Linked DNA regions of Homo sapiens: region 2 is linked to region 1. The links are chromatin loops, found by intact Hi-C in ENCODE. Cell type or tissue: natural killer cell. All regions are shown on one strand. Each heading gives the region's core, and the rest is flanking DNA. Links, peaks and the distances in the headings are about the cores only.

The links. Hi-C counts contacts between places; a loop is a spot of excess contacts. Peaks named below come from ENCODE experiments on the same cell type or tissue, not always from the same donor. Only the 100,000 strongest peaks of a DNase experiment are listed, where the experiment ranks them.
Region 2: it touches region 1 in a loop (4-fold over the local background); 2 of 110 quality-filtered maps call a loop at or near these places.

What each region holds. Positions count from the first base shown.
Region 1 is chr19:16,447,929-16,452,318 of GRCh38, forward strand. All of the region lies in intron 1 of EPS15L1 (epidermal growth factor receptor pathway substrate 15 like 1), which reads right to left. Among named protein-coding and RNA genes, the nearest start is that of EPS15L1, 22 kb to the right of the region's middle. In natural killer cell, for the core only: no CTCF peak of the experiment used is centred there; a DNase peak (open chromatin) is centred at 1,703; H3K4me3 peaks cover 296 bases; H3K27ac peaks cover 2,428 bases.
Region 2 is chr19:16,336,985-16,341,374 of GRCh38, forward strand. No RefSeq gene overlaps it. Among named protein-coding and RNA genes, the nearest start is that of KLF2, 14 kb to the left of the region's middle. In natural killer cell, for the core only: no CTCF peak of the experiment used is centred there; DNase peaks (open chromatin) are centred at 1,557 and 2,127; H3K4me3 peaks cover 1,525 bases; H3K27ac peaks cover 2,814 bases.

The DNA of each region.
Region 1 (4,390 bases), core at 124-4,123:
AATCTGAGAAACAGACACACACAGATCTGCCCAGTGGATTTCTTGACAAAGGTGCAAAAGTATTTCAGGAGGAAGGAAAGCCTTTCCACAAAGGGCACTGGAGCAATCGGCATCCATAGGAAAAACATGGGCCTCGAACTAAAAGTCTTATGCCTCGTACAAAATGTAACTCAAAGTGGATCATGAATTCAAATGTAAAACATAATCCTCAGGATCTAGGGCAAAGCAAAGAGTTCTTAGACTTGACACCAAAAGCCCGATTCACAAAAGGAAAGATTGGCAGACAAACTTTATGTTTGCACTGTGAAAGAGCCATGTAAGGCCTGGCGTGGTGGTTCATGCCTGTAATCCCAGCACTTTGGGAGGCCGAGGCAGGAGGATCACCAGAGTTTGGGAGTTCAAGACCAGTCTGACCTACATGGAGAAACCCCATCTCTACTAAAAATGTAAAATTAGCCAGGCATGGTGGCGCATGCCTGTAATCCCAGCTACTCGGGAGGCTGAGGCAGGAGAATCGCTTGAACCCGGGAGATGGAGGTTGAGGTGAGCCGAGATCACACCATTGCACCATTGCACTCCAGCCTGGGCAATAAGAGCAAAATTCCGTATTAAAAAAAAAGGGGGGGGGAGAAAGGCCGGGCGCGGTGGCTCACACCTGTAATCCCAGCACATTGGGAGGCCAAGGTAGGCGGATCACCTGGGGTCAGGAGTTCAAGACCAGCCTGGCTAACATGGCTAAAAATACAAAAAAATTAGCTGGGTGTAGTGGTGTGCACCTGTAATCCCAGCTACCCAGGAGGCTAAGCCAGGAGAACTGCTTGAACCCAGCGGGCAGAGGCTGCAGTGAGCCGAGATTGTGCCACTGCACTCTAGCCTGGGTGACAGAGCAAGACTCCGTCTCAAAAAAAAAAGCCAGATAAAAAGGTGAAAAGGCAAGCTACAGACTAGAAAGAAAGGTTTGCAAAGCACATATCCAACAAATGACTACTATCTAAAATATATACTAGAGAGCTCTCAAATTCAACAGCATAAAAAAGAAAACAATCAAATTAGAACATGGGCAAGCCAGGCATGGTGGTGCGTACCTGTAGTCCCAGCACTTTGGGAGGCCAAAGCAGGAGGACTGCTTGAGCCCAGGAGTTCCAGACCAGCCTGGGCAACATAGTGAGACCCCATCTCTACATGAAATTAAAAAACTAGCCAGGCGTCGTGGTGCACACCTGTAGTCCCAGCTACTCAGGAAGCCAAAGCAGGAGGATTGCTTGATCCCAGGAGTTCAAGACCAGCCTGGGCAACATAACAAGATCTGATTTCTTAAAAAACAAACAAACAAACAAACAAACAAACAAAAAAACACGAAGAAGAAAAGAACATGGGCAAAAGATCTGAAGGCAAAAAGACATTTTACCAAAGAGGAAATATAGCAGATGGCAAATAAACGTATGAAAATATGTTTAACATCATTAGCAAAAAGAAGAATGCAAATTAAAACCACAGTGAGATGCCACTGCACGCTATCAGAGTGGCTAAAATAACAAATAGTGACAACATCAAATGCTGGTGAGGATGCAGGCAAACTGGGCCACTCATACACTGCTGATGGGAAAGTTAAAAGGTACGGTGACTCTGGAAACAGACTGGCAGTTTCTTAAAACAACAACAACAAAAAAAAACTAAACACAACATGAAACTACCGCATGAACCAGCAACTGTCCTGGGCATTTACCCGGGAGAAATGAAGAGTCATGTTCATACCACATCCTGTATGCAGTGTTGGCCACAGCTTTATATGTCACTGCTCCAAACTGGTAACACCCCGGATGTCCTCCAATAAGTGAGTGGTTCAGCAAACTGTGGTCCAAGCACACCATGGAATACTACTCAGCAATGAAAAGGAATGAACAGCTGACACATATGCAATAATCTGGATGACTCTCCAGAGAATTATGCTGAATGACAAAGGCCAAACCTCAAAGGTTACATACTGAATAATTCCATCACATAACATCATTAAAATGATAAAATTGTAGAAATGAACAGAGTGGTGGTTGCCGGGGATAAGGAAGAGATGGGCTGGGAGGGAAGTGGGTGTGGCTATAAAAGGGCAACAGGAGGGACGTGTTCTGTACCTGGCTATCAACAAGACCCTATCTCTACAAAAAAAAAAAAATAGCCACGCATGGTGGCACATGCCTGTGGTCCCAGCTACTCAGGAGGCTGAGGCAGAAGGATTACCTGAGCCCAGGAGTTCAAGGCTGCAGTGAGCTATGATCGTGCTACTGCACTCCAGCCTGGGCAACAGAGCTGTCTCTTAAAAAAGAAAAAAAAAGCTTTCAAACCTTGATTCCGTGCTCTGATGCCCTCCCCAGTCCATGTCATTCACCTTGCTGCTTTGCTGAATGTCTAAACTCTCAGGGGTGGTTCTATTGCTTCTCGGTTCCTCTCCAGGGCAGGGAACGCATGCCTTACCCCTGTGTCATGCCCCACTGCAGGCCCTGAGTTCTGTCTGGGCTGGACGGAGGCCGTGAGCCCCAGGCATGTCCATCTTCTTTTTTTTTTTTTTTTTTTTTGAGACGGAGTCTCACTTTGTTGCCCAGGCTGGAGTGCAATGGTGCGATCTCGGCTCACTGCAACCTCCGCCTCCCAGGTTCAAGTGATTCTCCTGCCTCAGCCTCCCAAGTAGCTGGGATTACAGATGCATGCCAACACACCTGGCTAAATTTTTGTATTTTTTAGTAGAGACAGGGTTTCACCATGTTGGCCAGGATGGTCTCGCCCTCCTGACCTCAGGTGATCCACCCGCCTCAGCCTCCCAAAGTGCTGGGATTACAGGCGTGAGCCACCACGCCTGGCCAGGGCATGTCCAACTTCTGCTGGTCTCGCAAGGTGGTCATTTGGGTCCCCAGAGAATCCAGGACTCTTCCTTCAGAACCTGAACATAGCCATCATCATCAATATCCCAGATGCAATACTGTACCACCATTATGCAAATGTTGCTTCAGAGGAAACTGGATAAATGGTACAGGCTCTTTTTTTTTTGAGACAAGAGTCTCGCTCTGTTGCCCAGGCTGGATGGCAGTGGTGCAATCTTGGCTCACTACAACCTCCGCCTCCCAGGTTCAAGCAATTCTCCTGCCTCAGCCTCCCGAGTAGCTGGGATTACAGGCACCCACCACCGTGCCCGGCTAGTTTTTATACTTTTAGTAGAGACCGGGTCTCACCACGTTGGCCAGGCTGGTCTTGAACTCCTGACCTCAGGTGATCTGCCTGCCTCGGCCTCCCAAAGTGCTGGGATTACAGGCGTGAGCCACCGCGCCCGCCCAGACTCTCCAACAACTGCAAGTGAGTCTACCATCATCTCAAAATGAGAAGTTTTGTTTTTTCTTTAAAGACTTAGGAAACCTAATGACCAAATGCAAGGTGACATTTGCAGACAATCAGGGAAATGTGAATATGGTCTTGTTATCAGATAATACCAATACCAAAGGCGTTATTATTAGTTGTGTAAGGTGTGATAAGGCATTGTGGTTATGTAAAGGAAAACGGTCTTAACTGTTAGAGGTGCATGTTGAAATACAATTTCTTTTATTTATTTATTTTATTTTTTTTATTTTTTTTGAGATGGAGTTTTGCTCTGTCGCCCAGGCTGGAGTGCAGTGGTGAGATCTCCACTCACTGCAAGCTCCACCTCCCGGGTTCACGCCATTCTCCTGCCTCAGCCTCCCAAGTAGCTGAGACTACAGGTGCCCGCCACCTCACTCGTCTAATTTTTTGTATTTTTTAGTAGAGACAGGGTTTCACCATGTTAGCCAGGATGGTCTCGATCTCCTGACCTCGTGATCCACCCGCCTCGGCCTGCCAGAGTGCTGGGATTACAGGCGTGAGCCACCGCGCCTGGCCTACAATTTCTAAGATTAAAAAAAAACAGGCCAGGCACGGTGGCTCACACCTGTAATCCTAGCACTTTGGGAGGTCGAGGCAGGCAGTTACCTGAGGCTGGGAGTTCAAGACCAGCCTGGCCAACATGGTGAAACCCTGTCTCTACTAAAAATACAAAAAAATTAGCTGGGTGCGGTGGCGTGCACCTGTAATCCCAGTTACTCTGGAGGCTGAGGCAGGAGAAATGCTTAAACCCAGGAGGCGTAGGTTGCAGTGAGCCAAGATCACGCCACTGCACTCCAGCCTGGGCTACAGAGTGAGACTTCGTCTCAAAAAAAAAAAACCACACAACAGGAGGCTGGGTGCAGTGGCTCACGCCTGTCATCCCAGCACTTTGGGAGGCTGAGGTGGGTAGATCACCTGAGGTCAGGAGTTCTAAACCAGCCTGGCCAACATGGTGAAACCCCATCTCTACTAAAAATATAAAAATTAGCCAAGCGTGGTGGCAGGC
Region 2 (4,390 bases), core at 252-4,251, 110 kb before region 1:
ATCGCCGGGCCTGGTGGCGTGCACCTGTAATCCTAGATACTCGGGAGGCTGAGGTGGGAGGATCACTTGAAACAGGGAGGTAGAGGCTGCAGTGAGCCGCGATCGCATCACTGCACTCCAGCCTGGGCAACAGAGTGAGGCCCTGTCTCAAAAAAAACGAAAAGAAAAGAAAAAAAGAAAAAGGCCATGTGTAGTGGCTTACACCTGTAATCCCAGCACTTTGGGAGGCTGAGGCAGGTGAATCACCTGAGGTCTGGAGTTCGAGACCAGCCTGGCCAACATGGTGAAACCCCATCTCTACTAAAAATACAAAAAAAAAAAAGACAACACACACACACACACACACACACACACACACACACACACACACAAAACAAACTAGCTGGGCATGGTGGCAGGCACCTATAATCCCAGCTACTCAGGAGGCTGAGGTAGGAGAATCGCTTGAACCCGGGAGGCGGAGGTTGCAGTGAGCTGAGATCGCATCATTGCACTCCAGCCTGGGCAAAAAAGCAACACTCCACCTCAAAAAAAAAAAAGACAAAAAAACATTCTAGCAGTGGGAAGGTCCTTTAGGGGCCTAAGCTCCTGAGTGGGGACCAGTCCGGCTTTGTGCAGGGACTCAGTGCACCTGGGGCTCTCTCTGCAGATATGAGATGTGCATGGGCTCTTCTGGATGTTGCCCTAGTGAGTTCTGAGGGCTCCTGTGGGCTCGTAGCTTCTAGAGTGGATGATTCCCCCAAGATCACTGTGGGGAACACCAAGAGTGGCTGCTCCCCACAGCTTCAAGGCTGCCAGTGGGGACTCCACTGGAGGTCCGCTTCTGGGGGGCTGCCACGTGTCCCCAGCTTTAGTCAGGACCCCTCCCACAACAGCATCCCCTGCTCCCATCCACATCTCCAGGTCCTCCAACTCCTGTGACCCTTCCCCAATCCCACATCTTTGCACAGGCTGTTCCTCATGGCAAAAAGCCCTTCCTGTGTGTCCGTGGGGCAGATGCCAGTCCGCCCCCCAAGGCCTGGCTCCGGCATCACCTCCACTGGGAAGCCTGCCCTGATTCCCATAGAAGCACCCCAGCCTGCCCCGTGCCAGCTTGGACCTCACAGGGTGGGAGCGCCAGATCTGTGGCTGGCTCCTCCTTCCCACTAGACTGGGCAGCAGCAGAGAGGGGTGCTGAATGACTCGGGGGACCTGGTTGACAAGGGGTCAGGACCGTGAAGGGGACAGTGGTTTTACTCCCCTGTCATAGTCACAGAGAGCAACACACAAAATCCAAGGATTCCTGGGATGACAGAATTTCTGACCTCAAGGCCAAGATGATGCTGGGTAGAGTGTGCAGCGTGTAGTGTAGACGGGGACTTGGATCCGCTGGCCCTGGCTGCCTGGAGATGCTGGGTAGAGCACGTAGTATGCAGCGTAGACAGCATTCAGAGTCCCTCAGCCCTGGCTGCCCCTACCTCTGCCCCTTGCCCCTGGCCATGGCCCTGGGCGCACGCCTGGCCCTCTCTGAGCCACAGCTCCCTCCCACCAGGGCTGGTGAGAAAAGTAAACCGAGAGTGCTGTTTCCTGCCACCCTGCTGGGTGCTCAGCCTCCCTCCACCCGCATCCTCTCGAGTGGGTAGAATCCCAACTGGGGGCCCTCTGGCAGGGTCCGGGAGCTGGCACACGAGCAGGCACTCTGGCTCGGCCATGCATCCGTCCATGGGCCACTCGCCGAGACACGTGGCTCTAAATGGACACAGTCATTCAGGAAATAGCGCCTCGCCCACCGAATGCCAGGCGCCACTCAGCAGGCTGCTGTAACTCCGCAGGCTGCCTCCTGAATTGCCCTCCACTTTCAACCTTGACCCCAGGTTGGCCTTTCTGGGGACTGTCCCAAGATCGAGAGACACACTTCACAGCCAAGCCCTCGTCTGCAGCCTCGGAGCTATGAGATGTTCCAGCTCCAGGGAAAAAACTCAGGAATCAGAAGTCTGGCCAGCCCCATCCCACTCCTCTTGGCTTTAATGTAACTCAGAGGCACCGATCCTGGCTCTTGGGGCAGAATTCTCCACATTCCTGGTGTGTTTCCGTTGAACCCCAAACCGCAAACACATCCTGACATCTCATTTCCTCAATGTGCCCTGGTGGTGACTCGGGCCACCTTGCCGGGAGCTCGTTTTGAGTCATACAGAGATTTGTCGAAGGAAGGGTTTCTCATCTCAGAAGTTGGAGGCCGTTCCCACCAACCTCCCTCCCTGCATCTGTACAAGAATTGCTGGCGGGGCTGCTATTCCCTGATGCTTGGATCTGAGCTCTCAGTGACTCGGGAGGCACTGGCCAGGGGCCCTGGACAAATCTAAGCTCAGTTCCTTATGTCACCACTGTCAACCTCAGGCACGGGAAGGCGGCTCTCAGTCTCTTTCCTCCTCTGTAGAGCTGGGCTCTTAGCAGCTATCTTGGCCGGGCTCTATCTCAAATGGATGGAATCTGGGCTATGCCTGACACATAGTAGGTGCTCAGTGAAGGAATGGTGCCCATTAGTGAGAGAGGGAGACAGGGCTGGGCATGGTGATGTGCACCCGTGGTCCCAGCTACTTAGGAGGCTGAGGCAGAAGGATCCCTAGAGGCCAGGAGGTCGAGACAGCAATGAGCTATGATTGCACCGTTGCACTCCAGCCTGGGCAACAGAGCAAGACCCTGTCCTTAAAATAATAATAGTAATAATAATTTATTGAACTCCTGACCTCAGGTGATCCACCCGCCTCGGCCTTCCAAAGTGCTGAGATTACAAGCATGAGCCACTGTGCCTGGCTGAATAATAATCACTAAAAAATTAATCTAAACATAATTTCTAGGCTGGGTGCGGTGGCTCATGCCTGTAATCCCAGCACTTTGGGAGGCCAAGGCGGGCAGATCACCTGAGGTCAGGATTTTGAAACCAGCCTGGCCAACATGGCGAAACCCTGTCTCTAATTTAAAAAAAAAAGAAAAAAAAAATTAGCCCGGTGTGGTGGTGCATGCCTGTAGTCCCAGCTGCTGGGGAGGCTGAGAATTGTTTGAACCCAGGAGGTGGACGTTGCAGTGAGTTAAGATCATGCCACTACACTTCAGCCTAGGCAACAGAGAGAGACCCTGTCTCTAAATAAATAAATGAGAGAGAGAGAGAAAAAAAATCCAAGGAAACAAGCCCATTCATTCTACTTAATTCCGCTGGTCTCTGGGAGGCAGGTTGGGGGTGGAGAAATTCCATGTTTTTACAGAATCCTGACGTCACCAGCAACTGCCCCACCAGGAGCTAACTTCAGCACGGGCGGAGGGAGGGTGTCTGCCCACGACCTGACCTTGAACTGGGCCTTTCTTAAATGTAAATGTGCATCTCCTTTGGTGCTTTTTTAAGTGGGAGAGGTCCCTGAAAGGTTGTTGCCTGGAGGAAAAGTTTTGGCAATTAACTTTTATTATTGTTTGCTTGCTTAAAGAAACTGGGGGCCCAGAGCAGTGAGTGGCTTATGCCTGTAATCCCAGCACTCTGGGAAGCCGAGGCGGGCAGATCACTTGAGCCCAGGACTTCCAGACCAGCCTGGCCAACAAAAATTAGCCAGGCATGGTGGAGTGCACCTGTAATCCCAGCTACTCGGGAGGCTGAGGCAGGGGGATCACTTGAACCCGGGAGGCAGAGGCTGCAGTGAGCTAATATTGCTCCACTGCACTCCAACCTGCTGGGCGACAGAGTGAGACTGTCTCAAAAAACAATTGGGATGTTCATCAAAGCACTATTCATAACAGCCAAAAAGTAGAAACAACCCAAGTGTCCATTAGAGAATGAATAAGAAAACTGTGATCCATACATACAATGGAATATTATTCAGCCATGAAAAGGAATGAAGCACTGATCCATGCTACAATGTGGATGAGCCCCCAAAACATTCTGAGTGAGAGAAGCCAGACGCGAAAGCCCACATAGTGTGAGATTCCACTGATACAAAATGCCCAGAACAGGCAAATCCAGAGAGACAGGAAGCAGATGAGTGGCTGCCAGGGGCTGGGGGAGGGGAATGGGGAGTGGCTGCTGATGGGGACAGGGTCTCCTCTTGGGGGATGCAAATGTTCTGGAATTAGACAGAGGTGATGGTTGCACAACATTGTGAATGCACGAAATGCCACTACCGTGTACACTTCATGGTTAGTTTTATGTTATGTGAATTTCAGCTCAATTTTAAGGTGTAAAAAAAGCAATTGAGAATAAGTTGCTTCTGTTGTAAAACGTTACTTTTTTTTTCAGACGGAGTCTTGCTCTGTCGCCCACGCTGGAGTGCAGTGGTGCAATCTCGGCTAACTGCAACCTCCGCCTCCCAGGTTCAGGTGATTCTCCTGCCTCGGCCTCCCCAGCAGCTGGAATTACCGGCGCCCG